4 separate regions of the Mus musculus genome follow, and regions 1, 2 and 3 are each linked to region 4. A link is a loop called in an ENCODE intact Hi-C map of the cell type or tissue named here. Cell type or tissue: left cerebral cortex. All regions are shown on one strand.

Region 1 (8,000 bases), 130 kb after region 4:
GTATTGGTGTTTTCCATCTATTATCCTTTGTAGGGCTGGATTTGTGGAAAGATATTGTATAGATTTGGTTTTGTCATGGAATATCTTAGTTTCTCCGCCTATGGTAATTGAGAGTTTTGCTGGGTGTAGTAGTTGGAGTTGGCATTTGTGTTCTCTTAGGGTCTGTATGATATCTGCCCAGGATCTTTTAGCTTTCTTTTTTTTTTTTTTAAAGATTTATTTATTATTATAGCTGTCTTCAGACACACCAGAAGAGGGAGTCAGATCTTGTTACGGATGGTTGTGAGCCACCATGTGGTTGCTGGGATTTGAACTCTGAACCTTCGGAAGAGCAATCGGGTGCTCTTACCCACTGAGCCATCTCACCAGCCCCTATAGCTTTCATAGTCTCTGGTGAGAAGTCTGGTGTAATTCTGATAAGTCTGCCTTTATATATTACTTGACCTTTTCCCCTTGCTGCTTTAAATATTCTTTCTTTGTTTAGTGCATTTGGTGTCTTGATTATTATGTGATGGGAGGACTTTCTTTTCTGGTCCAGTTTATTTGAAGTTCTGTAAGCTTCTTGTATGTTCATTGGCATCTCTTTCTTTAGGTTAGGGAAGTTTTCCTCTATAATTTGTTGAAGATAACTTACTAACCCTTTAAGTTGGGAATCTTCACTCTCTTCTATAGCTATTATTCATAGGTTTGGTCTTTTCATTGTGTCCTGCATTTTCTGGATGTTTTGGGTTAGGGGCTTTTTGCATTTTGCATTTTCTTTAACTGTTGTGTCAATGTTTTCTATGGTAACTTCTGCACTCTCTCTCTCTTCTCTCTTCTATCTCTTGTATTCTGTTGATGATGCTTGTATTTGTGACTCCTGATCTCTTTCCTAGGTTTTCTATCTCCAGGGTTGCCTCCCTTTGTGATTTCTCTATTGTTTCTCTTTCCATTTTTAGATTCTGGATGGTTTTGTTCAATTCCTTCACTTGTTTGTTTTTTTTCTTACTGTACTTCTTTAAGGGATTTTTTTTTTCTTTCCTTTTTAAGAGCTTCTAGCTGTTTACCAGTGTTCTCCTATATTTCTTTAAGGGAGTTATTTATGTCCTTCTTAAAGTTTTCTATCCCCATCATGAGAAGGGATTTTAGATGCGAACCTTGCTTTTCCGGTGTGATGGTATATCCTGGACTTGGTATGGTAGAAGTATTGGGTTCTGATGATGCCATGTAACCTTGGTTTTTGTTGCTTATGATTTTACACGTTCCTCCCGCCATCTGATTTTATCTAGTGCTACCTTTTCTTGCTATATCTGACTGAGGCCTGTCCTTCCTGCGATCCTGGTTGTGTCAGAACTCCTCAGAGTTCAGCTATCTCTGTGATCCTGTAATCCTGAGATCCTGGATGTGTCAGAGATCCTGGGAGTCAAGCTGCCACTGGGACCCTGAGATCCTGGTGTGACCAAGCTCCTAGGATCTTGTGATCCTGTGATCCTGGGCATGTTAGAGTGCCTGGGAGTGGAGCTTCCTTTGGGTGTTGTGGGACTGGCTGTGAAGTTTGTACCCAAGGTCTACCGAAAGAGACTTTTGTTTTTGTTTTTGTTTTTTTTTTTTTGTTTTTTTGTTTTTTTGTTTTTTTTTTTTTGTTTTTTTTTTTTTTTTGAGACAGGGTTTCTCTGTGTAGCCCTGCCTGTTTTGGAACTTACTCTGTAGATCAGGCTGGCCTCAAACTCAGAAATCCACCTGCCTCTACCTCCCAAGTGCTGAGATTAAAGGCACGTGCCACCACTGCCCAGCCGAAAGAGCTTTTTTAAATGTGGAATTGACAGCCAAGCTTGGGTTGCTAGATGATAACAGAGTCATGTGGTGGGAAGTTTTAGAATAATTCTCAGAACTTATTTCCAGAAGTTTTCTTGTCTAACAGATTCAATAAAAAAAATTCCAGCTGACTTCAGGCTTTAATGTACCACACTGCTGCATCTTTGTGACCTACCATGCTGCTACATCTCTATGACCTACCATGGGGCTGTGTCAGTCTTCAGCACAGTGCGTAAAATATTGATGTCTAATAAAACAAAAAACAAAAAACACAGAAAACAAAAAACAAAAAAATCAAAGACCAAAAATAAAAATCTTGGTCTGCCTTACTTTAAGGACAAGGGTTCTTTATGTATTCCAGGCTGGACTTGAATTCACTATGTAGATCACACTGGCCTTGAATATACAGTCTTCTTAAATTAGCCACCTGCATGCTCAGGTTACAGGCTTGAGAAACCATGTCTGACTCTCGGCCTTCCTCTTTTTCAGCCAGCTCTGCTTTCTTGTACATAGCAATCAGTGTTTTTCTCATGGTATTAAAAGGCAAATTAAAAAAGATATATAATAGAGAACATTTAAATTAAACCAAAATGCCAAGATATAATTGGCAAGATATGCTCCAAATATAACTTAGTAATTAAGGTTCACAGCATGCACTTTTAAGCACATGGCACGTGTTTTCCCCCTATTGTGAAAATAATGTATTTGACATGAATAGAAAAATCTAGCAATTATCTGCTAAATGCCAAAAATTTACAATATTTATCTTATATGCTGTGGTGAAGAGGCTCCATCTGGGTTTACTGATGTCAAAACCAAAGCCATAATCAGAGAATTTGAAAAGCAGTCTTTTTTTCAAGCAGAAAACAGTAGGATTCTGCTTCTTCTGTGAACCGTATGTATTTTCTGTGCTAAGGAGGTGCCTGCCTCTGTCCCGAGCAAAGGGGTTCCTATGGACATATTTCCTCATCTCACTCATACTGTGATGTGACCTTTGGTTAACTGAAAAACAAGATGCAGTAAAAAGGCCAAAGTATTCTCACTGCTACTTTTTCTCTGTTGTTTTCAGACATTTAGCTTAAATTAAATTAGCATGACAAGGGCAGTTAAAGATTGTATTAAGAAAAAAAATAGCTATGACCCAAATATAACAGAAAGACTCTAATTATTTGAATAGAATCAACATGTAAGTTTTTTTGTTTGTTTGTTTGCTTGTTTGTTTTCTGTAATCTTAACTATTTTAGCATTGAACATACAGGGACTGAATTTGTTCTTTCGAATTACTTTCTGATCTATGAGCATGGATATTTTGAACCAAGCAGAGAGTAATGAGATCTTTGCCTTGGTGAGAATGCGACTTCAACCTGTCTATTGTTATGCACGAATGCTACCCTTTACACCTTATAATGATGGGAGACAGTTATTCTCAGAAGCAACTGTAAATACCAAGTTAAGAAGCCATATGGCTCTGACCCATTCCCCCCACCCCCTTCCTTTGCTTTGGTCATCCCCAAACATATCTGGGAAGGAAATTTCAAAGTGGAAATGCTATTTTTGCTTGCTTGCATAGCCCACGCTAACATTTGTTCCCACAGCTGTTCTATACTCACACACAGGGAGGGAAGATGGCTGAAACCCACTCCCACCACTTTTGATGACAATGTATAAAACTGTCTTCACTCCCTGTAACACTTTTATCAGATGGGTCCAGATAACCATCCCATGACCACTGGGAACATGTGGCTGGACACTGTCTTTTAATGAGCTTTCTCAAAAGTTGCTTCACTCTCTAATCCTCCAGGACAAAGAGGGTGGGTGTCAGGAAAATGCTAATTATATAAAGATATTTTCTGGCTAACCATTAAAGGAGTCTCGTTAATGATGGCCTCAAAGAAGTATAAGCATCAATTAAAAGGCAAATGCAATTATTTTACTGACAACTTAGGGAGCCAAAAATGACGCCCTTTGTGAAGCTGTAATGTTTGGACATGAATAAATCATTTCAAACTGCACATTCATTTTATCGTTTAGTACTTACCGGAGGATAAATGTTAATGGGAATATGAAAAATGTGGAGAAAAGAATTACAGTAATTTACCAAGTAGTGTTGACTTCAGTCAGTTTTATAACTAGAATTTGCCGAAACAGCTTGCAATTATTTATACATTGCAAATACTTGTTGGGGGTGGTAATCAATTAAACATTCCCTCTCCTGGAAGCATTTAAACACTACCAAGCAAAAATTGAAACCCAACTCCTTTAATGAATGAAACCTCACTGAATTTTATTTCTACTGAATGCATAATTTCCCTCAAGCGGTTAACTTTCAACATTTATTCACTGTAATATTGTTGTTTAAATCAGTGTTTTTCTACATATGTGACCTGGTACGGGGAAAGCCTGCATGCTTGCATGGGAGTGTATGCATGCCTTGCTGTGGTGGTTTAAATGTTACCAAGTTAATTAACGTGCATACCAACTGAGTTGGAATTAAGTGAGCAATGAATTGAAACCATACTTTATAACAGCACGACAGAAGAACACTAAAGAATTCTGTAGGTATCCTGGCCAGGATAATTAAGTTTTACTACAATTATTTTTCAGTAAAGAAAAATTGTAGAAATTTTGAAAAATAGAGAGAAAGCTATTGAGGAAAATCTAAGGATCTCTCTCTTTTTTTAGAATTTTTTTTCTTAGATATTGTCTTCATTTACATCTCAAATGCTATCCCAAAAGCCCCCTATGCCCTCCCCCCGCCCTGCTCCCCTACTCACTCACTCCCACTTCTTGGCCCTAGTGTTTCCCTGTACTGGGGCATATAAAGTTTGCAAAACCAAGGGGCCTATCTTCCCAATGATGGCCGACTAGGCCATCTTCTGCTACATATGCAGCTAGAGACATGAGCTCTGAGGGTACTGGTTAGTTCATATTGTTGTTCCACCTATAGGGTTGCAGACCCTTTCAGCTCCTTGGGTACTTTTTTCTAGCTCCTTAAGATCTCTTTATTTGTAGCTTTTCAATGATTGTTTTTTTCCTCACTTGATAGATAACATTTGATAGATCCCTGAGAGCTTTTATTTAAAAGAAATAAATTACTTTCTATTGGTTACCTACAGAATTTAATTAGGATTTCTTACACGGGCACTACTCAGTTCTCTACTGAAACAAGGGCTACCAGAGGCAATACAACTAAAGAAAAGGACTCTCCCTTTACCTGAGTGACTTCCAATTTGTACATGCCTGTGTGGATAGAGGTCAGCTGTTATCCTTTGTTGTTTTCCTACCTAATTTTTTGAGGTAGGCTCTCTCACTGAACTTGGAGCTCACTGGTTTGCTTAGACTGGCTGGCCAGCAAGCCCCAGGGATCCTCTGTCTCTGTACTGGGATTATAGATAGGCACCACCATATTCAGCTATTTTTACATGGCTTCTGGGGTTTGAACTTAAGTCCTTATGTCTGCATGACCACTACATTACTTGTGGAACAACCTCATCAGCACCTTCAACTATTAGTTTTAAATTCCCTTTGGAAAGCACAACTTGCTACATACCAAAAAATGAAGGCTGTGAGTATTTATATGTTTTATAAAGAATGAGCTTGTGCCCAATAACTTAAGCAAATAATCATAATAATTTTCATTAAAATGTTTTCTCTTGTTATTCCTCCTCTTAGCTGCCTAACTCCTTGTCTGTGTTTATAACTAGAAGATATTCTGGTTGCTGGTTTTGCTATTTCTTTTCTCCCCTGTACCAATGTCGTATTAGCTCATCCTGAATGTTCTCAAACATACCTGAAAATTTTCCAGGATTTATCTCTCCTTGTCTAAATGCTATAAGAACTACCAAATCTTTCTTTATAATACAGTTTCCATGGGTCTTCCCAAATGTGGCATCAAGTTAAGAAAATGTGCACTTTATTCCACCAAGAATAACACATAGTCTTGACACCAAAAATTTCCAGTATCTTTATAAGGATAACATACTTGATTTATTATTGTTTTAAAACATTTTGTCGACAGCAGCAGCGGTCGCCATCTTGGTCCGGGACCCGCCGAACTTAGGAAATTAGTCTGAACAGGTGAGAGGGTGCGCCAGAGAACCTGACAGCTTCTGGAACAGGCGGAAGCACAGAGGCGCTGAGGCAGCACCCTTTGTGGGCCGGGGACAGCCAGCCACCGTCCGGACCGGAGGACAGGTGCCCGCCCGGCTGGGGAGGCGGCCTAAGCCACAGCAGCAGCGGTCGCCATCTTGGTCCGAGACCCGCCGAACTTAGGAAATTAGTCTGAACAGGTGAGAGGGTGCGCCAGAGAACCTGACAGCTTCTGGAACAGGCAGAAGCACAGAGGCGCTGAGGCAGCACCCTGTGTGGGCCGGGGACAGCCGGCCACCTTCCGGACCGGAGGACAGGTGCCCACCCGGCTGGGGAGGCGGCCTAAGCCACAGCAGCAGCGGTCGCCATCTTGGTCCCGGGACTCCAAGGAACTTAGGAATTTAGTCTGCTTAGGTGAGAGTCTGTACCACCTGGGAACTGCCAAAGCAACACACTGTCTGAGAAAGGTCCTGTTTTGGGCCTTCTTCTTCGGCCAGGAGGAGGTCCAAATACAAGATATCTGCGCACCTTCCCTGTAAGAGAGCTTGCCAGCAGAGAGTGCTCTGAGCACTGAAACTCAGAGGAGAGAATCTGTCTCCCAGGTCTGCTGATAGACGGTAACAGAATCACCAGAAGAACAATCTCTAAACAGAGTCAACTATAACTACTAACTCCAGAGATTACCAGATGGCGAAAGGTAAACGGAGGAATCTTACTAACAGGAACCAAGACCACTCACCATCACCAGAACCCAGCACACCCACTTCGCCCAGTCCAGGGAACCCCAACACACCTGAGAACCTAGACCTAGATTTAAAAGCATATCTCATGATGATGGTAGAGGACATCAAGAAGGACTTTAATAAATCACTTAAAGAAATACAGGAGAACACTGCTAAAGAGTTACAAGTCCTTAAAGAAAAACAGGAAAACACAATCAAACAGGTAGAAGTCCTTACAGAAAAAGAGGAAAAAACATACAAACAGGTGATGGAAATGAACAAAACCATACTAGACCTAAAAAGGGAAGTAGACACAATAAAGAAAACTCAAAGCGAGGCAACACTAGAGATAGAAACCCTAGGAAAGAAATCTGGAACCATAGATTTGAGCATCAGCAACAGAATACAAGAGATGGAAGAGAGAATCTCAGGTGCAGAAGATTCCATAGAGAACATCGGCACAACAATCAAAGAAAATGGAAAATGCAAAAAGATCCTAACTCAAAATATCCAGGAAATCCAGGACACAATAAGAAGACCAAACGTACGGATAATAGGAGTGGATGAGAATGAAGATTTTCAACTCAAAGGTCCAGCAAACATCTTCAACAAAATTATTGAAGAAAACTTCCCAAATCTAAAGAATGAGATGCATATGAACATACAAGAAGCCTACAGAACTCCAAATAGACTGGACCAGAAAAGAAATTCCTCCCGACACATAATAATCAGAACATCAAATGCACTAAATAAAGATAGAATACTAAAAGCAGTAAGGGAAAAAGGTCAAGTAACATATAAAGGCAAGCCTATCAGAATTACACCAGATTTTTCACCAGAGACTATGAAAGCCAGAAGAGCCTGGACAGATGTTATACAGACACTAAGAGAACACAAACTGCAGCCCAGGCTACTATACCCAGCCAAACTCTCAATTATCATAGAGGGAGAAACCAAAGTATTCCACGACAAAACCAAATTCACGCATTATCTCTCCACGAATCCAGCCCTTCAAAGGATAATAACAGAAAAAAACCAATACAAGAACGGGAACAACGCCCTAGAAAAAACAAGAAGGTAATCCCTCAACAAACCTAAAAGAAGACAGCCACAAGAACAGAATGCCACCTTTAACAACTAAAATAACAGGAAGCAACAATTACTTTTCCTTAATATCTCTTAACATCAATGGTCTCAACTCGCCAATAAAAAGACATAGACTAACAAACTGGCTACACAAACAAGACCCAACATTTTGCTGCCTACAGGAAACTCATCTCAGAGAAAAAGATAGACACTACCTCAGAATGAAAGGCTGGAAAACAATTTTCCAAGCAAATGGTATGAAGAAACAAGCAGGAGTAGCCATCCTAATATCTGATAAGATTGACTTCC
Region 2 (8,000 bases), 390 kb before region 4:
TGGTTTTGTTGATTAGAATGCTGTCCCTGTGCCCTCTAGTGAGTCTGGCAAAGGGTTTATCTATCTTGTTGATTTTTTTTAAAGAATCAGCTCCTCATTTGGTTGATTCTTTGAATAGTTCTTCTTGTTTCCACCTGGCTGATTTTGCCCCTAAGTTTGATTATTTCCTGCTGTCTACTCCTCTTGGGTGAATTTGCTTCGTTTTGTTCTAGAGCTTTTAGGTGTGTTGTCAAGCTCCTAGTGTTTGTTCTCTCTAGTTTCTTTTTGGAGGCACCCAGAGCTATGAGTTTTCCTCTTAGAAATGCTTTCATTGTGTCCCATAAGTTTGGGTATGTTGTGGCTTCATTTTCATTAAACTCTAAAAAGTCTTTAATTTCTTTCTTTATTCCTTCCTTGACCAAGGTATCATTGAGAAGAGTGGTGTTCAGTTTCCACGTGAATGTTGGCTTTCCATTATTTATGTTGTTATTGAAGATCAGTCTTAGGCCATGGTGGTCTGATAGGATACATGGGACAATTTCAATATTTTTGTATCTGTTGAGGCCTGTTTTGTGACCAATTATATGGACAGTTTTGGAGAAGGTACCATGAGGTGCTGAGAAAAAGGTTTTGTTTAAGGATAAAATGTTCTGTAGATACCTGTTAAATCCATTTGTCTCATAACTTCTGTTAGTTTCACTGTGTCCCTGTTTAGTTTCTGTTTCCACGATCTGTCCATTGATGAAAGTGTTGTGTTAAAGTCTCCCAGTATTATTGTGTGAGGTGCAATGTGTGCTTTGAGCTTTACTAAAGTGTCTTTAATGAATGTGACGGCCCTTGCATTTGGAGCATAGATATTCAGAATTGAGAGTTCCTCTTAGAGGATTTTACCATTGATGAGTATGATGTGGCCCTCCTTGTCTTATTTGATAACTTTGGGTTGGAAGTCGATTTTATTCGATATTAGAATGGCTACTCCATCTTGTTTCTTCAGACCATTTGCTTGGAAAATTGTTTTCCAGCCTTTTATTCTGAGTTAGTGTCTGATTTTTTTTCCCTGAGATGGGTTTCCTGTAAGCAGCAAAATGTTGGGTCGTGTTTGTGTAGCCAGTCTGTTAGTCTATGTCTTTTTATTGGGGAATTGATTCCATTGATATTAAGAGATATTAAGGAAAAGTAATTGTTGCTTCCTATTATTTTTGTTGTTAGAGTTGGCATTCTGATCTTGTTTCTGTCTTGGGTTTGTTGATGTATTACTTTTTGCTTTTTCTAGGGTGTGGTTTCTGTCCTTATATTGTTTTTTTTTTTTTTTTTCTTATCATCCTTTGAAGGGCTTGATTTGTGGAAAGATAATGTGTGAATTTGGTTTTGTCATGGAATACTTTGGTTTCTCCATCTATGGTAATTGTGAGTTTGGCTGTGAATAGTAGCCTGGGCAGGCATTTTTGTTCTCTAAGTGTCTGTATAACATCTGTCCAGGATCTTCTGGCTTTCATAATCTCTGGTGAAAAGTCTGGTGTAATTCTGATAGTCCTGCCTTTATATGTTACTTGGCCATTTTCCCTTACTGCTTTTAATACTTTATCTTTATTTAGTGCATTTGTTGTTCTGATTATTATGTGTCGGGAGGAATTTCTTTTCTGGTCCAGTCTATTTGGAGTTCTCTAGGCTTCTTGTATGTTCATGGGCATCTCTTTCTTTAAGTTTGGGAAGTTTTCTTCTATAATTTTGTTGAAGATATTTGCTGGTCCTTTAAGTTGTAAATCTTCATTCTCATCTATACCTATTATTTTTAGGTTTGGTCTTCTCATTGTGTCCTGGATTTCCTGGATGTTTTGAGTTAGGATCTTTTTGCATTTTGCATTTTCTTTGATTATTGTGCCGATGTTCTCCATGGGATCTTCTGCACCTGAGATTCTCTTTTCCATCTCTTGTATTCTGTTGCTGATGCTCACATCTATGGTTCCAGATTTCTTTCCTAGGGTTTCTATCTCCAGCATTGCTTCACTTTGGGTTTTCTTTATTGTGTCTACTTCCCTTTTTAGGTCTTGGATGGTTTTATTCAATTCCATCACCTGTTTGGTTGTGTTTTCCTGCAATTCTTTAAGGGATTTTTGTGCTTCCTCTTTAATGTCTTCTACCTGTTTAGCAATGTTCTCCTGTATTTCTTTAAGTGAGTTATTAAGGTTCTTCTTAATGTCCTCTACCATCATCATGAGATATGCTTTTAAATCCAGGTCTAGCTTTTCGGGTGTGTTGGGGTGATCTGGACTGGGAAAAGTGGGAGTGCTGGGTTCTGATGATGGTGAGTGGTATTGGTTTCTGTTAGTAAGATTCTTACATTTACCTTTCGCCATCTGGTAGTCTCTGGTGTTAGTTGTTATAGTTGTCTCTGTTTAGAGATTGTTCCTCTGGTGATTCTGTTACCCTCTATCAGCAGACTTGGGAGACCAGCTCTCTCCTCTGATTTTTGTGGTCAGTGTGCTCTCTGCAGGCAAGATCTCCTCTTGCAGGGAAGGTGCACAGATATCTGGCATTCGGACCTGCCTCCTGGCAGAAGATGAAGCCCTGAAACAGGGCCTGTCCCAGAAGCTGTTAGCTTCTGTAGTCCATACTCTCACCTGCACAGACTAGTCTCGGAGGGATCCAGGAACCAAGATGGCTTCCCCAGGTGCTCTAGCAAAGCCCTCCTGGGTGGGGATGACACCTCTCCTCTGGCAGGGAAGATGCCCGGATGTTTGGAGCCCGAAACGGGGTCTGCCTCAGAAGCTGTCCTCTAGGAACCTTGGGGCTTGTCCACTGCCTCTGCACCCAAGGTGACCCAGTGCTGGAGCAGACTGGAAGGGACTTGTGACCCTAGTCAGGCCAGGTTTTCTGCTTCCCTAATGCTATTTCAGGTCCTGTGCGATTTGGAATGGAACAGAAGTTGTGTCCTACTCACAGGTGGTCCTAAGATCGCATGGAGAATCCTCTAGGGACCTTGGGGGGGGGGGAGGAGGGTGTCTGCCGACTCCACGCCCATGGTGACCCTGTGCTGACACCGACAGGAAGGGACCTCATTTCTGTCTTTAAGCCAACTTTGAGAAAGAGCTCTCTTCCCCATTTTAAAGAATAGAGATTAAACACATGATATATGATAGATGGGTAGAAGGGAGTAGAGGGCAGGATAGAAGTCAGCATGTCACACCAGGGGCCTTTGCTTTGTGCAAGCAATCTGTCACTGTGTCTTTTTATGTGTGAGTTATCTTCTAGGCATGTAAGGATACCTTTCTGTGGTTTTAGTCCATATGCAAATTCGTTCAGACCATTTGGAAGTTTGTATTTAAATCAGAGCCATTGTGCTAACCTGTCTAAGTAGAATTGACCTCAAAAAGTTAAAACAGCTTTATCATATCTAATTAAAAATGTGTATTGCCTCAAATACTGAAACTTTTAGTTTGTATTTTTTACTTTCAACTTTAATATGTTCCACCAGCAAGGTGTATACAAATATTTCACAATGCACACAGCTTTGCAATATAAAACATATCTGTTCTAAGCATTTCAGGTGGGAGATGGTCAGCTGATTGGCTGTACCTAAATGGTTTAGTTTTTGGGTTTTTGGGTTTTTTTTTTTTTTTGCTTTGGGTTTTTGGAGAGGGAGCTTATTTGTTGTTGATCAGACACTATATTTACTGAACCAAATCTAGTTATTCTAAAAGTTGAACATCATAACTTTCAAATATCAGACCTAAGTTAATCAAATTATAGTAAACTACCAGTGTTCAAACCAAACAATTATTGATAATTTGTGAAAGAAAAAATTCACTTTTATTAACAGTAATTTTTTTTCAAACACGACAAACATTTTCTTCCAGATGGTGGCGCTCAAAGAACACTATTTTCAATTTTTGATTTAGGATCATAACAGTACTAGTCCACACTGCATGACTTGCACATTTAAAAATTATGTCCTGAGTTTGTTAGTATTTGTGTGTGTGAGGGCGTGGGAGGAGAGGGAGACAGAGACAAAGGAGGGAGAGGGGGAGTATTAAATATCTATTTGAAACACAAAATCTTCTGAAACTTGCAATGAAATGCCTTTAAAAATTGGAGATTCCTTAATCTTTCATTGCACATGTGCTATACTTTTGTTTTATTGATGAAACAGGTATTAATGATAGTTATTTTTCTTTGCTAAATTATTGTGCTTCTGTAATATCATCACAATTCAACACAAAGCAAACCATGCTGTCTTTTCAGCAGTGTTCTAATTACTAAACAAAAGCCCTGAATGGTGGCATAAGAGATGCTGTATGATGGAACAGATGAGGCAGAAGTGCAAGGCCCATGAGGAGCTCCAGGATAGCTGCACAGTAAATTTGAGGCCAGAAATAAAAAAGAAAAAAAGCCAAAACCACACTAACAAAAAACAAGTGCTACTCTTGGAAAGAAAGAGAGGGCATAGGAACAGCTGAACAGGTGGGGACAGGATCCTTCTGGTCTCCATCTACTCCAGGAATTAAGGCTATCCTACAGCCCTCTGCACCCAAATTCTACCCAGGTCTCTCTAGGAGTGCTGAAACACTTAAGATCACAGGCTCACAGAACCACAGGAGGGACAAGCTTCAGTAAGAGACAGCAAGACCAACTAACACCAGAGGTAAGCAGATGGTAAGAGGCAAGTACAAGAACCTAAGCAACAGAAACCAAGGATATTTAGTATCATTAGAACCCAGTTCTTTCACCACAGCAAGTCCTGGATACAACAACACACAGGAAATGCAAGATACAAATTTGAAAGCACATCTCATCATGATGATAGAGGACTTTAAGAAAGACATAAATAACTCCCTTAAAGAAATACAGAAGAACACAGGTAAATAGGTAGAAGCCCTTAAAAAGGAAACATAAAAATCCCTTAAAGAATTATAGGAAAAAACAATCAAACAGATGATGGAATTGAACAAAATCACCCAGGATTTAGAAATGGAAATAAAAACAATTAAAAAATCACAAAGGGAGACAACTCTGGAGATCAGGAGTCATAGATGCAAGCATCACCAACAGAATACAAGAGATAGAAGAATTTCAGGTACAGAAGATACCTTAGAAAACATTGACAGAACAGTCAAAGAAAATGAAAAATGCAAAAAGCTCCTAATCCAAAACATCCAGGAAATCAGGACACAATGAGAAGACCAAACCTAAGGATAACAGGTAGAAAAGCGAGTGAAGATTCCCAACTTAAAGGGCCAGTAAATATCTTCATCAAAAGTATAGAAGAAATCTTCCCTAACCTAAAGAAAGAGATGCCCATAAACATACAAGAAGCCTACCAAACTCCAAATAAACTAGACCAGAAAAGAAATTTCTCTCATCACATAATAATCAAAACATCAAATGCACAAAACCAAGAGTATTAAAAGCAGTAAGAGAAAAGGTCAAATAACATATAAAGGCAGACCTATCAGAATTACACCAGACATCTCACCAAGAGACTCTAAAATCCAGAAGGTCCTGGGAAGATGTCACACAGACCATAAGAGAACACAAATACCAGCCCAGGCTACTATACCCAACAAAACTCTCAATTACCATAGATAGAGAAACCAAGATTTTCCATGACAAAACAAAACTTATACTATATCTTTTCACAAATTCTACCCTACAAAGGATAATAGATGAAAACTCCAACACAAGGAGTGAAACTACACCTTAGAAAAAACATGAAAGTAATCTTCTATCAACAAATCCAAAAGAAGATAGCCACATACACATAATTCTTTCTCTAACAACGAAAATAACAGGAAGCAACAGTCACTTGTCCTTAATATCTCTTAACATCAATGGACTCAATTCCCCAATAAAAAGACATAGACTAATAGACTAGATATGTAAACAGGACCCAGCATTTTGCTGCGTACAGGAAATGCACCTCAGTGACAAAGACAGACACTACCTCAGAGTAAAAGGCTGGAAAATAATTTTTCCAAGCAAATAGTCCCAAATAACAAGCTGGAGTAGCTATTCTAATATTGAATAAAATCAACTTCCAACCAAATATTACCAAAAAAAAAAAAAAAAAGTAAGAAAGGCCACTTTATACCCATCAAAAGAAAAATCTACCAATATGTACTCTCAATTCTGAACATCTATGCTCCAAATGAAAGGGCACCTGTGGGGAATTGCAGGCTGGTCTCCAGTTGAGCTGAGGTCTGAACCCTAGGAATGGTGATAATTCACCTTCATGACACGGTAGGTATTCCCTTATGCTCCTGGAACTCTGGCTCCTGCCTAAGTTACTGCCCCACACAGTCCCCCCACAAGAGAAGCATGGCTATAAGTCACAGAGGCAATGGCCCGAGCTTCTGACCTTCATGCTAAACTCCTCCCCAGTTACCTAGCAACAGTAAAGACCATAAAAAGGGCTGTTTAGTCTCTGTTTGCTCTCTTACTTGTCTCTCTCTTACTTCTTACCCCTCACTCTCACCCTCTCTTCCCTCTCTTTGTCTTCTCTCCTCTCTCCTTTCTCTTTGTCTTCTCCTCTCCCCTCCTTTCTCCCTCTTACTCTCTTTCTCTCTAGCCTCCCCCTTCTCTCTTTCTACCTTCTCTCTTTCTACCTTCTCTCTTTCTCCCTGCCTTTCTACAATAAAGCTCTAAAACCATAGAGAATCTCTGTTCAACAAGATCCCCTGCTCTCGACAGCAGCAGCGGTCGCCATCTTGGTCCGGGACCCGCCGAACTTAGGAAATTAGTCTGAACAGGTGAGAGGGTGCGCCAGAGAACCTGACAGCCTCTGGAACAGGCAGAAGCACAGAGGGGCTGAGGCAGCACCCTGTGTGGGCCGGGAACAGCCGGCCACCTTCCGGACCGGAGGGCAGGTGCCCGCCCGGCTGGGGAGGCGGCCTAAGCCACAGCAGCAGCGGTCGCCATCTTGGTCCCGGGACTCCAAGGAACTTATGAATTTAGTCTGCTTAGGTGAGAGTCTGTACCACCTGGGAACTGCAAAGCAACACAGTGTCTGAGAAAGGTCCTGTTTTGGGCCTTCTTCTTCGGCCAGGAGGAGATCCAAATACAAGATATCTGCGCACCTTCCCTGTAAGAGAGCTTGCCAGCAGAGAGTGCTCTGAGCACTGAAACTCAGAGGAGAGAATCTGTCTCCCAGGTCTGCTGATAGACGGTAACAGAATCACCAGAAGAACAATCTCTAAACAGAGTCAATTATAACTACTAACTCCAGAGATTACCAGATGGCGAAAGGTAAACGGAGGAATCTTACTAACAGGAACCAAGACCACTCACCATCACCAGACCCCAGCACACCCACTTCGCCCAGTCCAGGGAACCCCAACACACCTGAGAACCTAGACCTAGATTTAAAAGCATATCTCATGATGATGGTAGAGGACATCAAGAAGGACTTTAATAAATCACTTAAAGAAATACAGGAGAACACTGCTAAAGAGTTACAAGTCCTTAAAGAAAAACAGGAAAACACAATCAAACAGGTAGAAGTCCTTACTGAAAAAGAGGAAAAAACATACAAACAGGTGATGGAAATGAACAAAACCATACTAGACCTAAAAAGGGAAGTAGACACAATAAAGAAAACTCAAAGCGAGGCAACACTAGAGATAGAAACCCTAGGAAAGAAATCTGGAACCATAGATTTGAGCATCAGCAACAGAATACAAGAGATGGAAGAGAGAATCTCAGGTGCAGAAGATTCCATAGAGAACATCGGCACAACAATCAAAGAAAATGGAAAATGCAAAAAGATCCTAACTCAAAATATCCAGGAAATCCAGGACACAATAAGAAGACCAAACGTACGGATAATAGGAGTGGATGAGAATGAAGATTTTCAACTCAAAGGTCCAGCAAACATCTTCAACAAAATTATTGAAGAAAACTTCCCAAATCTAAAGAATGAGATGCATATGAACATACAAGAAGCCTACAGAACTCCAAATAGACTGGACCAGAAAAGAAATTCCTCCCGACACATAATAATCAGAACATCAAATGCACTAAATAAA
Region 3 (8,000 bases), 380 kb before region 4:
AGGGGGGGAGTGGGTGGGTAGGGGAGTGGGGGTGGGTGGGTAAGGGGGACTTTTGGTATAGCATTGGAAATGTAAATGAGCTAAATACCTAATAAAAAATGGAAAAAAAAAAAAAAAAAAAAAAAGATCCCCTGCTCTCACTCTGGTCAGTGTTGGGAACCTCTTCCCTCATCTCTCTCCTATAACCCCAGGGCTTTAGCAAGGTAGCTCCAGGAATCCCAGGTAGGGCTGCCCCCTGGCCACCCCCTGAAGAGTGGGATAGAGGAATGCCCACCCAGGGATGAGTGGAAGGTAGTTAGCAACCCTCCCACGTCTGACAGACCAGAGGATAGGGAAAACTTTGGCAGGGTGTGGGCTTCTGCCCCCTTCCCCTGGGTCCCCCTTTTTTTTTGTTCCCAACAGGCACCCATATTCATGAAAGAAACTTTACTAAAGCTCAAAGCACACATTGCACCTCACATAATAATAGTGGTAGACTTCAACACCCCACTCTCATCAGTGGACAGACTATGGAAACAGAAACTAAACACAGTGAAACTAACAGAAGTTATGAACTAAATGGATTTAACTGATATCTATAGAACATTTCATCCTAAAACAAAAAAGAATATATCTTCTTCTCAGTACCTCATGGTACCTTCTCCAAAATTGATCTTATAATCAGTCACAAAACAGGCCTCAACAAATACAAGAAGATTGAAATAATCTCATGCACCCCATCAAATCACCAAGGACGAAGGCTGGTCTTCAATAACAAACAAACAAACAAACAAAAAAAACAAAATAATAAAAAAATACAGAAAGCCCACATACACATAGAAGCTGAACAATGCTCTATTCAATGATAACTGGGTCAAGGAAGAAATAAAGACTCGTTACAAGTTAATACATATGAAGACACAGCATACACAAACTTATAGCACACAATGAAAGCAGTGCTAAAAGGAAAACTCATAGCTCTGAGTGCCTCCAAAAAGAAACTGGACAGAGCATACACTAGCAGCTTGATTAGCAGCTGAAAGCTCTAGAACAAAAAGAAGCAAGTACAGCCAATAGGAGTAGACAGCAGAAAATAATCAAACTCAGAGCTTATTAAATCAAGTAGAAACAAAAAGAACTGTACAAAGAATCAACAAAACCAGGAGCTGGTTCTTTGAGAAAAATCAACAAGATAGATAAACCCTTAGCCAGACTAACCAGAAGGCACAGAGACAGTATCCAAATTAACAAAATCAGAAATGAAAAGGGAGACATAACAACAGAAACTGAGGAAATAAAAAAAAAAAAAATCAGATCCTACTACAAAAGCCTAAACTCAACAAAATGGAAAGTTTGAATGAAATGGACAATTTTGTAGCCAGATACCAAATACTAAAGTTAAATCAGGAACAGATATACCATATGAACTGTCCCATAACCCCTAAAAAATAGAGTCACTAAAAGTTTCCCAACCAAGGAAAGCCCAGGACCAGATGGGTTTAGTGTAGAATTCTATCAGATCTTCAAAGAAGACCTAATGCCAATATTCTTCAAACTATTCAACAAAATAGAAACAAAAGGAACACTACCCAATTTATTCTATGAAGCCACAACTACACTCATACCTAAAGCACAGAAAGACCCAACCAACAAAGAACTTCAGACCAATTTCCCTTATGAATATTGATTTCAAAAAGATTTAATAAAATGCTCACAAACTGAATCCAAGAACACATCGAAATATTATCCATCACAATCAAGTAGGCTTCATCCCAGGGATGCAGGGATGGGTCAACATATGGAAATCCATCAATGCAATCCACTATATAAACAAACTGAAAGGAAAAAAAACATATTATCATCTCAAGAGATGCTGAGAGCATTTGAAAAAAATCAACACCTCTTCATGATAAAAGTCTTGGATAGATCTGAAATTCAAGGCCCATACCTAAACATAGTAAAAAGCAATATACAGCAAACCAGTAGCCAACATCAAACTAAATGGAGAGGAACTTGAAGCAATCCCACTAAAATCAGGAACTAGACAAGGCTGCCCACCCTCTCCCTACCTATTCAATATAATATTCAAAGTCCTAGCCAGAGCAATTAGAAAACAAAGGGAGGTCTAAGGCATACAAATTGGGGAAAGGAAGAAGTCAAAAATATCACTATTTGCAGATGATATAATAGTATAGTTAATTGAACCCAAAAATTCCACCAGAGAACTCCTAAACCTGACAAACAACTTCAGGAAAGTGGCTGGATATAAAATTAACTCAAACCAAATGGTAGCCTTCCTATACTCAAAGGATAAAGAGACTAAGAAAGAAATTAGGGAAATTACATCTTTCACAATAGTCACAAATAATATAAAATACCTTGGTGTGACTCTAACCAAGCAAGTAAAAGTCCTTTATGACAAGAACCTCAAGTCTCTGAAGAAAGAAATCAAAGAAGATCTCAGAAGTTGGAAAAAATCTCCCATGATTATGGATTGGCAGGAGTAATGTAAAAATGGCTATCTTGCTAAAAGCAATCTAAAGATTCAGTGCAATCTCCATCAAAATTCCAACTCAGTTCTTCATAGAGTTAGAAAGAACAATTTGCAAATTCATTTGGAATAACAAAAAAACGATGATAGTGAAAACTTTTCTCAACAATAAAAGAACTTCTGAGGGAATCACCATTTCTGATAACAAGCAATACTGATAAAAAAAACCACACAGTATTGGTACAGAGACAAGCAGGTAGATCAATGGAATAGAATTGAAGACCCAGAAATGAACCCACACACCTATGGTCACTTGATCTTTGACAAAGGAGCTGAAACCATCCAGTGGAAAAATATGACAGCCTTTACTTTTTCTTTTTCTTTTTTTTTTCTTTTTTTTTTTTTTTTTTTTTTTTTTTGGTTTTTGGAAACAGGGTTTCTCTGTATAGCCCTGGCTGTCCTGGACCTCACTTTGTAGACCAGGCTGGCCTCGAACTCAGAAATCCGCCTGCTTCTGCCTCCCGAGTGCTGGGATTAAAGGTGTGCGCCACCACGCCCGGCAGACTTTTCAACAAATGGTACTGGTTCAACTGGAGGTTAGCATGTAGAAGAATGCACATCAATCCATTTTTATCTCCTGGTACAAAACACAAAATTCTAAACTGAGGAATTCTAAACTGAGGAGTACCAAATGGCTGGGAAGCACTTAAATAAGTGTTCAACATTCTTAGTCATCAGAGAAATGCAAATTAAAATGACCCTGAAATTTCACCTCACACCAGTCAGAATGTCTAAGATCAACAACTCAGATGGCAGCAGATGCTGGTGAGGATATGGAGAAAGAGGAACATTCCTCCATTGCTGGTGGGATTACCAGTTGGTACAACCCCTCTAGAAATCAGTCCAGCAATTCCTCAGAAAATTGAACATAGTTCTACCTGAAAACCCAAAAATACCACCCCTGGGCCTATACCCAAAAGATGCTCCAACAAGTAATAAGGACACATGCTCCACTATGTTCATAGCAGCCTTATTTATAATAGACAAAAGCTTGAAAGAACCCAGATGTCCTTCAACACAGGAATGGATACAGAAAATGTGGTACAATCACACAATGGTGTACTACTCAGCTGTAAAAAAAAAAAAAACAACTTCATGAAATTCTTAGGCAAATGGATGGAATTAGAAAATATCATCCTGTGTGCAGTAATCCAGTCACAAAAAAAAAAAAAAAACACATTGTATGCAGTCAATGATAAGTGGATATTAGCTCAAAAGCTCAGAATATTCAAGATACAATTCACAGGCTACATGAAGCTCAAGAAGAAGAAAGACCAAAGTGTGGGTGCTTCCATCCTTCTTAGAAGGGGGAACAAAATACTCAAAGGGGGAAATACTGAGACAAAGTTTAGAGCAGAGAATGAAGGAAAGGCCATCCAGAGACTGCCTCACCTGGGCACTCAATCTATATATAGACACCAAATCCAGACACCCTTGCAAATGCCAAGAAGTTCATACTGAAAGGAGCCTGATATAGTTGACCCCTGAGTGGCTCTGCGAAATCCTGATAAATATGGAGGTGGATGCTCACAGACAAGCATTGGACTGAGCACAAGATCCATAATGGAGGAGTTAGATATAGGACAGAAGGAGCTGAGGGGGTTTGCAACCGCCTTGGAAGAACAACAATATCAACCAACCAGAGTACACATGGAAGGACCTATGGCTCCAGCTGCATATGTAGCAGAGGATGGCCTGTCGGACATCAATGAGAGGAGAGAGGCCCTTGGTCCTGTGAAGGCTTGATGCCTCAGTGTAGGGGAATGCCAGGTTGGGGAGGCGGGAGTGGGTGGGTGGATGGGGGAGCACCCTCATCTATGAGGAGCAGGGAGAAGGAGGATGGGATGGGGGTTTCCAGAGTGAAAACCAGGAAAAGGGATAAGATTGAAATGTAAATAAATAAAATATCCAATAAAAAAGAGAAATTTAATTTTCTCAGCCCCACTAGAAAAAGAGAAAAGCAAAGAAAGCATTTTCTTTCTGCTGGAGCTGGCAATGGAAACCAGGGCCCTGCATGTGCCAAAGGATGATTCAGCCCTATCTCTAGTCCTAGAATAAAATTCACACGTGAAACAATTTTCAACTGATATTTTGGTATAACTTTCAGTCATGGTTGAGTACAATTGAAAAAATAAGTTTTTAGTTAATTTTAAAATTCAGTGTTTTTCTCTTAAATTGTCATCCTCTTGTTTGAATTTCATGTAACCTTCCTAGAATGTCCTATTACATTCCTGGTTACAGTGGGAAGTTGGGAACACTGGGGCTTGAGGTGTTCCCAACATGACTGTTATGTGAAAGATCATGGCAGGCATAGAATATTCAAGACTACCATTTTAAAAGTTCCCATAATCTTTGTTCTACTAAGTGAAAAATTTCAACTATCATGTAAATAGAAATAAAAATTAATAACTACTATTTTGAATTTCATGCTGAACTGGGTAGTTTTTTCTCAACTTTATACAAACTAAAGGCTCCTGGGAAGAGGGAACCTCCACTGAGCAATTGCCTTTCTCAGACTGGCCTGTGTGCATGATTGTGGGGTATTGAATAATGATTGATGTGGGAGGGTCCAGCCCACTGTGGGCAATGACACACACACACATACACACACACACACACACACACACACACACACACACACACACACACACACACACACACACGTACAGTCACACACAGTAACTTGGTCCTGAGTTGTATAAACTCCAGACTCCGCGAGCCTTGAGGAATAGCTCTCTTCCGTGGTCTCAGGTTCAGTTCCTGTGTTCAGGTTTCAGCTTGGGCTCCTTCCTTGGTTTCCTCAGTGATGGGCTGTGACCTGGAGACGTTAGATGAACAACACCCTTTCCTCCATGAATTGCTTTTGATCATAGTATTTATCCCAGCGACAGAAATCAAACTGAGACAAGTGCTGTTTGCTTACTGTTTTTAGGATAAGCAAGTCCTGGCAGTTGTGACTATCGAGCGAATGCTGGAGAGGCTGAAAAAGTCCAACGAACTCTTGGAGCTCATTCTTAAAGGGTTGAATGAGTACTTGGAAAAGAAGCGCCTCTTCTTCCCCAGGTTCTTCTTCCTGTCCAACGATGAGCTCCTCGAGATCCTGTCTGAGACCAAGGATCCCACCCGGTGAGTGCGTCCACACCCAGAGGCTCAGCTGCACTCATCTGGTCACATTTCATATTTTGGAATAAGATAGTACATAAGTAATAATGGATAGCTAGCTACATTTATATGAACAAGAATATTCTAAGATTATTTTCAATTATAGGTTATCAGTTATTGAAAATATACATTGTGTTTCTGAATAATTATTTCGGAAGGGCATGGACCTTGGAATGGAATTTTTATTTTACTGCATATTTTTTTAAGATTTTGAGGGTCCACCTCTCCTCTTCACCATATTGATCTTTTCATCCATATTCAAAGTACATCAATAAAAGCCAGGCATTGTGGTGCTTTATGGCTTCTATGGTCTCAGCGGTGGGCCATTCTCAAATATGTCACAAATAGGGATGAGGTTGACAGCTAGCCTGTTTAGGTGGGTGTTGTTTACTTCTTATTTTTGTAACAAGCACATGCTGACAGTTGTAGCTTTTGAGAGAAAGCTGGAGATCTTGAAGCTTGGCTTTAGTGGCCTTTTCACTCTGCTTTGCCCCACCCACTTCCTTGCATCTCTCCTGAAACTGGGACTGCCTTCCCCTTCATGGTCCATGGGTCTCTGCTCAGTGTTTCTCAACCTATGGGTCAGGACTCTTTTGGAATATTTATATTTTAAAAGTTTTATATTTTTATCACTCAAGTAGTTTATAAATTATTTTGTAATGTATTATATATATAAATATAATAAAAGTAATTAGATATTTAGATTATGATTCATAGTGGTAGCAAAGTGACAATTATGAAGTAACAAAAGAAATAATTTTATGGTTGTAGTCACCACAGCACCAGGAACTGTATTAAGGGTAGCAACATTAGGAAGCTTAAGAACCACTGGCTTTAGCACATCCCTTCAGCATCCACTAACCTGTTCATCTGTATCCTGGAGGTCCTGGAGCCGACATCTGCCACTCCAGGAGACCACTCACATCCACTCAACTGAAAATGGTATACTTCCGACAGCCAGCCTGCTCAGGCCACTTCTCCCTGAGGCTTGTCTCTGTCTTGTTTTCCTTCTTCATATTTGCTGTTACAGGCATGGGCTCTAATACGTGTGCTGACTGCTTCTCCTTAGCAGAACAAGCTCCCACAGCTGCAAAGGATTTCACTACGTTCTATTGTTGTTTTTTAAATTGCACATTCCTCAATCCTTAGGAAGAGATCTGACCTAAAACAAGGCAGTGAATAAATATTTTATTGAACAAATTAGTTTATTGTATATCTTGTACACACACAGGAAAAGTCACAGAGTCCAGACAGATAAGTTCAGGCTCATATTTCCATGTGAGTTTTATTCACTAATTCTCTTTGCTCATTTAAAGACAGATGAAGCTGAAAATGTGCCCAAGTGAGGTGTTAGTCATAGTCTGTATTACAGTAGCCAGAAAGATGGAGGGTATGCCAGATCTGTTGACTCACTAAGCTGTAAAGTACTTAGATACTAAAGCCTAGCCTGTGAGTTTCAACACTGTTGAAGATCCCACTTGAAATGGCTATGCGCATTGGAAGACTGGCTCACAGTGCTGGAAGACCTGCTAGAGTGCTGTACCTAAAACTGTTTGGTTCTTTGTGCTCCTATTTAGCATCTCTCAGCTCATTGAATTGACAACCCAGATATGCCTGCTGCTTTGTACCCATTTAAATGTTAAAGGAAGATTAGTATACAAAGAACCCTGACATGTGAGGAACTGTATTACTTTGATTGTTTAATTTTTTTTTCCAACAGAGTGCAGCCTCACCTCAAGAAATGCTTTGAAGGAATTGCAAAGGTCGAATTTACAGAAACATTGGATATTACACATATGAAGAGTAGTGAGGGAGAAGTCGTGGAGCTTGTAGATACCATTTCAACAGCCAAAGCCAGGGGCCAGGTGGAGAAGTGGTTGGTTGAGTTAGAGAGGACTATGATTAAGTCCATTCACAAGGTAATTGGTTATATTTATTATTTTTAGGAAAAAATAATGCACTATTAATGTTGCTACAAATATGTCATTGATAAGTAGACTAATAATTAGGTAGTGATTTATAAGACATAAGTTACTATTCAAAGTCTAATTGGTAATTGGTGTATTAGTTCCTTCTTGCTGTGACAAAATGTTTGACAAAGGCAGTTTAAAGGCTTTGTTTTGGGCTTGCAGTTGAAAGGGACACAGTCTGTCAATACATGGGAGCCAAAGAGGTGAGTGCTGGTACTCACCTTACTTTCTCATTTTTATTTATAATTTACTTATGATAACCTATTTTGTGGGACAGTGCTGCCCACATTCAGGGTGGGTCTTCCCTCCTCAGTTAGACTTGTCTGGAAACACTGACA
Region 4 (8,000 bases):
CCTCAAGAGAAGAAGCTCTGTGCTTGATAAAAAACATGTTTAATGAGTTCCAGGCACTCAAAACCCATTTCCTGCTCTTCCCTCCTGCTTGACAATTCTCGTCCCCTCCTTCCTCATCTTCCTCCTCCTCATTCTCATCCTGGGTTGTATAGAACAAAAAGCTAAGCAAGCCAGGGACAGAAAGCTAGTAAGCAGCATTGCTCCTTGATCTTAGCTTCAGTTCCTGAATCCAGATTCCTGTCTTGAGTTCCTGTTCTGTCTTCTCTCAATGATTAGAACATATAAGTGAAAATATACCCTTTTTCCCAAGTTGTTTTTGGTCATGGTTTTATCACAGCAGCAGAAACCTAACTAGGATATCCTGTAAAACTGATAACCCAAGTTCAAGCTCTTGAAACCATGGTGGAAGGAGAAAAGTAACTTCCCCATCTGTCCTCTGACATCTACACATGACCTATGGTTTTTTCATGCTAGTACACAAATATACCCACTCTCACACACACATATACACACACACTTACATGCAAAGACAACAATAATAGTAATAGTAATAATAAAATAATTTTAAAAATTAACTTGAAATTGTTACTTTGTGTCTTAAAGCCTGGTCATGGAGTTTCACTAATCTCATTATGCTTTATATTAGGTTATTTAAAAAATAGTCATAATTTACATTAAGTTTACCAAATAAAATAAATCTTGTTCCCTAACATATCTGTAAGATTTAATGCTTATTTTGTGAAGTTTGAAAGGTGGATGAATAAAAAATAATTCAGAGTGAAGAATGGCCTTCATGGTCTGTACAAATGGTTTGAAAAGAACAAGAGAGGCCTTGTGTTTCATTAGGATAACACACTGAGGATGCAATCTCGATTTCTAAGACAAAACCAGATAGGATAACTTTTAGATAGTCTTGTGAAGAAATTCAAGGCCAAAGCCCAGACAGCTAAACACCCCCTGAAGGTCAGATTAAGACCACAAGACGATTTTGTCCACTTGGGAACAAAAAACAAGCTCAAAGCTTGTCTGTGGGCAATGCTGACTCAATCTCTGTTGGCAGTCAAGTAACTGTAGAGAGGAACCAGTCCAGTGTAAAGCCACCTCTGAGGCCCCATTCGGATCTCACCCTTGTAATCTGAGAATTCATTCCTGCCACAGATCTTGGAATGGCTCAGTACTCCTAAGGAAATGGAGAGGAGGAGATTCATAGAGGTGCCTTCAAGGACCCCTTTCATGTGATTATTTATTTATTTATTTATTTATTTATTTATTTGGCAAGGCCTGTGCCTTTCTGCCTGGAATGAACTGCAGAGCTTAACCTGAGCCTTGCCTGACAATTCACCTGTACCCAGCTGCTGCTGGGCTTAGAAGCCCACTGCCAATCACTCACTAGAAACCACAGTGCTCCCTTAAAGCTCAATGAGGTTCCTGCTGGAGTCCAAGGCCTAGGCACAGTTGTTGTTCATGTAGTGTTCTTTATGCAGTAGACCGGAAATCTTGGTGAGCTGGAACAAATATGACACTGGAGTCAGAAAAAGGGTTCTCCTCTGAGTCAAAGTTCAGTACCTGGGTTTTTATTCTTTCTTAGGGGTTTCACAGTCCTTTCTGTAAACAGTCCTCTGGTAAATCACACTGTCCACCTAGTAGATACAGCTGTACCTATTGAACTTTGGTAATATTGACTCTAGGTCACAATCTAGATTACAAGAGAATCCTAATATACAAGTTAATGGTGGAACACCAGTTTTACCCATCTTTGCCCTTGAGTCAATCCGGTGTAAATAATCATCTAGTTCATAGAATTGACAACAATCAGGGGAGATTATATTGCCCTTGAGTCAATCCAGTGTAAATAATAATAGTCCTTAGACTTGACTTCAATCAGAGGACCTTCAAGACTGTGTAACTATGACATGATATGGAGTCTCAAAATACCAGTTCAGACAGAACCATGTGGATAATATGGGAGGAGTGATGGACAGTACGGAAAAATACTGAATGTATAATCCATTAAAAGAATTTTAGGTTTACCAAAAAAAAATCTCATTTTTTTTGCAAAATTTTCATACAGTGATATACTTGTTTTTTGGTATATAAATATAACTTTAAGTTTAGAAAGATCCATGTGAACAAGTAAAAAGACAAGCTTCAGCCTTTTACCCCCCCCAAAGAAAACTGGGGAATGCAGATGAGGGAGCTTAATCCTATCAGTCTCTTCCAACTTTCACATCCAAGGTTATCATCCTTCAGTGAAGATAAACACTACTAAAAGCTTGTCAGTCCTTTTGGAGACAGGAAAAAGGATTTCTTTCTCTGCCTGTCTCAAGGAGATAGATGTGGGCGTCGGTGTCCTTCTGCAAAGCAGTCCGTGATGCTAAACAACATGAAGTGGCAGGCAGCATGCTGATGGAGTACATTCAGAGGTGACAAGCAGCCTTTGTACACAGCCGTGTTTTCTACATTAGTCTACAGACAAGACTTCAGAGGGTTTTCACAACAGGAAAAGGGGGAGGAAAAAGGGTCCCTGCCAAGGTTAGAAGTTAGGAATTCTTTGTGTTTCAAAGAAGACCTGCCAGCTCATGAAGATATAGAATTTTCTTCTGCCTCAAGGATATGGTCACATTTTTTTAAAAAAGAGAAAGAAAAGAAAGAGAGAGAGAGAGAGAGAGAGAGAGAACGAGGAGGAGGAAGAAGAAGAAGGAGGAGGAGGAAGATGAGGAGGAAGGATGATGATGATAAAATATCTTAAATATTTATTGAAAAGAATGAAATGGCTTTAGAGAGTTTTTGATGTTAGATTCAGATTTCTTTTACAAGAGATGCCACAATAGAGCTGGTAGGTCTTCAAGCACTAGAGATAGGTTGTGACAGTTGTAAAATATCTTTTATCTGCCTCTTTAAAGATACAGCAAAGCCGAGGCTGAGCAGTAATTAACCTAATCAGCTAGTTGAGGCAGAGAGCAGGCACAGAAACAAAGCTGGCTCTGGCTCTGGCTCTGGCTCTGGCTCTGTGCTCCCTGTCTTCGTCTTTATCCTCTTAGTCCATGGAGTGCTGAATATATACTGTTCTGCCGAATAACAAAGCTCATGTTTGCAGAACTTCTGCTGGCTAGTATGTTATCAGTACTGTCACCATTTTAGAATTTTGCTTGGGCTCCCCCTGCTGGCTGGTATTTTGGTGGGACATTTTTTTTTTTCATTTATTCTTTTTAGTTTGTCTTTTAACTCCTTAATTTTTTTGTGATTATAACATACTTACACTATTTCTCTCTTCCTTTTATTTTTCTCAGACCTTCCCATGTATCATTCTGGTTCTCTTTCAAATTCATGAAGTTTTTCTTCAACTGTTGAAATAATTCCTAAATACAGTGTGTGTGTGTGTGTGTGTGTGTGTGTGTGTGTCTGGCTCAGTCTATATAATGTTACTTGTATGTTTATTTTCAGATCTGACCATTTGGTATTGAATAACCAATTGTTGAGTTTTTCCCTGGAAAGACTCTTTCTCCTGTTCTCCGCATTCCTTCGTAGCCTGTAGTTCTTTGGGTAGGGTTGAGGCTTCCTGGGCTCCCCTCCCCCATCCACAGTAGCACATCTATCAGTGATGTCTTTGTAGAGGTCATAGTTGGTAGTTATGGGTGTGGCTTCTGGCATTTCTCAGTGGTACAACCTCATAGCAAACTCCCTGTTTCTCTCAAATACTCTTTCCACTCCCTCTTCTGTAATGATACCTGAGCCTTAGGTGCAGGAGTTATGGTAAAGATGTACCAGTTGGAACTGGGCTCTGCAATCCTACATTTTGATTTGCTATACTTTTCGGTAGTGGTCTCCGTCATTTGCATCAACAAGTTTCCTTGATGAAGGATGAGAACTACACTTATCTGTGGGCATATGGACAGATATTGAGAGTGCAGTTAGAGATCATGCTGATTTAGTAAAGTGGTGGTAGGTTCTCCTCCAAGGTCCATGACTTCACTAGCCTTGGGTAGTTGGCTAGGTTTCCAGTGCCAGGCAGCTTCCACAATGAGTGGATGTGGGACATTCTTCCTAGAGAATCATTGTAAACCTGAGTAAGACAGGTGTAAGTCCTAACAATCCCTCTGCCGCTTGCCTCCTTGTGGTAGAGTTACAGGAGATTGTGTGTGTGGGGGTGGCCAGCTTGTTACATGTGTGCTAGGATTTGAACGCCGGTACTCATGATTGTTCATGAGCTCTTAAACTGAGCCATTGCTTGAAAGACTTCAAGTTTTTATTGAAATACAGTTTTAAGTATTCAAGGCTGGCCTTAAATTCGCTATGTAACTAAAGAGTACAGTGAATTCCTGACCCTTTGGCCTTTATCACTAGAGTACAATGATACAGGTAGATGCTATTATACCCAGTTTTTGGGATGCTAGAGATTATATAAGCTAAGCAAAGATTGCACTGACTGAACTATATCCCAAGCCTTCAGACTTTTAGGAAAACAGCAGTAAGGTGCCAGTAGTATTTTAAGTCATGTGAAGAGGTCCAGTTTCACTTTGGTACTGTTTGATTGGTTGTGGTTAGTGTGTTTTGGGTTCTGGTACATTGCTTTGACTTGGCATCTGTTTTTAGGTAAGAAGTGAATCCCTTGCTATTTTTGGCTCTACTTTACCAGAAACTTACCAACTATGGATTTTCCCTTTTGGGAGAATTTGGAGTCTTTTTCAATATCTGAACAATCATGAAATGTTGAATGGAGAGGTTTTTTGTGTGTGAGAGAAGAATATATGAGAACTTGGGAACCTGGAGATTTAGAGTGGGATGGGCATCCATTTCCAGTTGCCTGGCATCAGTCCAGCCTTTGGCTTTACAAGATTTATTTATCTTGTGAAGTAGTAGCTATACATTTTGAAAGATCAAAGAAAGGAAGTGTGTGATTGGAGTTAAACCAACCAGGGGATTTGTTATGTAAATATGAAAACTGAATAGATTATCAACAAGAGTGCAGCAGGCTTAAGAGCAGATCCAAGATGGAGCACCCTGGTCACATCCAGGCCTCCTTGGGTTCAGACAGTTCAGCATTCCTGTCAACTATTTGAATTCTTGTAAATCTGTCTAATGTCTTTCTTCTTACCTATACAAGACTGAACAAGGAAAACAGTTACAAGCCTTATTTTAAAAAGCTAGCAATTCTGTTTTAAAATATAAACAGAAATAGAGGATAAATTTGTGTTTTGGACACTCTGCTTTGGATTTTGGTTTCCTAAAAGCTTGTGTTCATCATTTGTAAGCAGAGGCATGCAAGAGTACGTGCATGGCATACAGGTTGAATCTGAAGATAGCAAGATGACTTTGAGTGTCAGAATATAGTGTTGCCCTTCCTATGTGTGTACAGTTTGAGCCAAGAGATGTAGCTTGGAAAACAGAGCTTTTGAGAATATGATTTACAGATTTGTGGGAATATAATTGTATTATAAAAGTCCTGAAACTTCTTTAGATAAAGAAACTCAGGAGCGAAATCAACCAAGTGGAAACAAGAAGAACTATTCAAAGAATCAACCAATCGAGGAGCTGGTTCTTTGAGAAAATCAACAAGATAGATAAACCCTTCGACAGACTCACTAGAGGGCAAAGGGAAAGCATCCTAATTAACAAAATCAGAAATGAAAAGGGAGATATAACAACATATCCTGAAGAAATCCAAAACATCATCAGATCCTTCTACAAAAGGCTATACTCAACAAAACTGGAGAACCTGGATGAAATGGACAAGTTTCTAGACAGATACCAGGTTCAAAAGTTAAATTAAGACCAGGTTAATGATCTAAACAGTCCTATATCCCCTAAAGAAATAGAAGCAGTCATTAATAGTCTCCCAACCAAAAAAAGCCCAGGACCAGATGGGTTTAGTGCAGAGTTCTATCAGACCTTCAAAGAAGATCTAATTCCAGTTCTTCACTATTTCACAAAATAGAAGCAGAAGGTACTCTACCCAATTCATTCTATGAAACCACAATTACTCTGATACCTAAACCACAAAAAGACCCAACAAAGATAGAGAACTTCAGATCAATTTCCCTTATGAATATCGATGCAAAAATCCTCAATGAAGTTCTCGCTAACCGAATCCAAGAACACATCAAAACAATCATCCATCCTGACCAAGTAGGTTTCATCCCAGGGATGCAGGGATGGTTCAATATATGGAAATCCATCAACGTAATCCAGTATATAAACAAACTCAAAGACAAAAACCACATGATCATCTCGTTAGATGCGGAGAAAGCATTTGACAAAATCCAACACCGATTTATGATAAAAGTCTTAAAAAGATCAGGAATTCAAGGCCCATACCTAAAAATGATAAAAGCAATCTACAGCAAACCAGTAGCCAACATCAAAGTAAATGGTGAGAAGCTGGAAGCAATCCCAATAAATCAGGGACTAGACAAGGCTGCCCACTTTCTCCCTACCTATTCAACATTGTACTTGAAGTCCTAGCCAGAGCAATTCGACAACAAAAGGAGATCAAGGGAATACAAACTGGAAAGGAAGAAGTCAAAATATCACTTTTTGCAGACGATATGATAGTATATATAAGCGACCCTAAAAATTCCACCAGAGAACTCCTAAGCCTGATAAACAGCTTCAGTGAAGTAGCTGGATATAAAATTAACTCAAACAAGGCAATGGCTTTCCTGTACACAAAGGATAAACAGGCTGAGAAAGAAGTTAGGCAAACAACACCCTTCTCAATAGTCACAAATAATATAAAATATCTTGGTGTGACTCTAACTAAGGAAGTGAAAGATCTGTATGATAAGAACTTCAAGTCTCTGAAGAAAGAAATTAAAGAAGATCTCAGAAGATGGAAAGATCTCCCATGATCATGGATTGGCAGGATCAATATAGTAAAAATGGCTATCTTGCCAAAAGCAATCTACAGATTCAATGCAATCCCCATCAAAATTCCAACTCAATTCTTCAATTGAATTGAATTGAAGACCCTGCACGATAACAACCAGTTGTGCCAGCACCATTTGTTGAAAATGCTGTCTTTCTTCCACTGGATGGTTTTAGCTCCCTTGTAGAAGATCAAGTGACCATAGGTATGTGGGTTCATTTCTGGGTCTTCAATTCTATTCCATTGGTCTACTTGTCTGTCTCTATACCAGTACCATGCAGTTTTTATCACAATTGCTCTGTAGTAAAGCTTTAGGTCAGGCATGGTGATTCCACCAGAGGTTCTTTTATCCTTGAGAAGAGTTTTTGCTATCCTAGGTTTTTTGTTATTCCAGATGAATTTGCAAATTGCTCTTTCTAATTCGTTGAAGAATTGAGTTGGAATTTTGATGGGGATTGCATTGAATCTGTAGATTGCTTTTGGCAAGATAGCCATTTTTACAATGTTGATCCTGCCAATCCATGAGCATGGGAGATCTTTCCATCTTCTGAGATCTTCTTTAATTTCTTTCTTCAGAGACTTGAAGTTTTTATCATACAGATCTTTCACTTCCTTAGTTAGAGTCACGCCAAGATATTTTATATTATTTGTGACTATTGAAAAGGGTGTTGTTTCGCTAATTTCTTTCTCAGCCTGTTTATTCTTTGTGTAGAGAAAGGCCATTGACTTGTTTGAGTTAATTTTATATCCAGCTACTTCACCGAAGCTGTTTATCAGGTTTAGGAGTTCTCTGGTGGAATTTTTAGGGTCACTTATATATACTATCATATCATCTGCAAAAAGTGATATTTTGACTTCCTCTTTTCCAATTTGTATCCCCTTGATCTCCTTTTGTTGTCGAATTGCTCTGGCTAATACTTCAAGTACTATGTTGAAAAGGTAGGGAGAAAGTGGGCAGCCTTGTCTAGTCCCTGATTTTAGTGGGATTGCTTCCAGCTTCTCTCCATTTACTTTGATGTTGGCTACTGGTTTGCTGTAGATTGCTTTTATCATGTTTAGGTATGGGCCTTGAATTCCTGATCTTTCCAACACTTTTATCATGAATGGGTGTTGGATCTTGTCAAATGCTTTTTCT

The links. Peaks named below come from ENCODE experiments on the same cell type or tissue, not always from the same donor. Only the 100,000 strongest peaks of a DNase experiment are listed, where the experiment ranks them.
Region 1: it touches region 4 in a loop (5-fold over the local background); 2 of 42 quality-filtered maps call a loop at or near these places.
Region 2: a loop joins it to region 4, with 7 times the contacts of the local background. A loop is called at or near these places in 6 of 42 quality-filtered maps.
Region 3: it touches region 4 in a loop (5-fold over the local background); 6 of 42 quality-filtered maps call a loop at or near these places.

What each region holds. Positions count from the first base shown.
Region 1 is chr1:47,100,020-47,108,019 of GRCm38, forward strand. No RefSeq gene overlaps it. Among named protein-coding and RNA genes, the nearest start is that of Gm39638, 150 kb to the right of the region's middle. In left cerebral cortex, no CTCF peak of the experiment used is centred here; a DNase peak (open chromatin) is centred at 3,380; H3K27ac peaks cover 1,718 bases.
Region 2 is chr1:46,576,700-46,584,699 of GRCm38, forward strand. All of the region lies in intron 19 of Dnah7c (dynein, axonemal, heavy chain 7C), which reads left to right. Among named protein-coding and RNA genes, the nearest start is that of Dnah7c, 160 kb to the left of the region's middle. In left cerebral cortex, a CTCF peak has its summit at 3,822 (motif pointing right); a DNase peak (open chromatin) is centred at 3,870.
Region 3 is chr1:46,589,479-46,597,478 of GRCm38, forward strand. It overlaps Dnah7c (dynein, axonemal, heavy chain 7C), which reads left to right. Exons shown (of 65, transcript NM_001310335.1): 20 at 5,463-5,656; 21 at 7,413-7,611. Among named protein-coding and RNA genes, the nearest start is that of Dnah7c, 170 kb to the left of the region's middle. In left cerebral cortex, no CTCF peak of the experiment used is centred here; DNase peaks (open chromatin) are centred at 4,285, 4,547, 6,767 and 7,066; H3K27ac peaks cover 456 bases.
Region 4 is chr1:46,967,555-46,975,554 of GRCm38, forward strand. No RefSeq gene overlaps it. Among named protein-coding and RNA genes, the nearest start is that of Slc39a10, 120 kb to the left of the region's middle. In left cerebral cortex, a CTCF peak has its summit at 3,160 (motif pointing left); DNase peaks (open chromatin) are centred at 2,362 and 3,137; H3K27ac peaks cover 2,638 bases.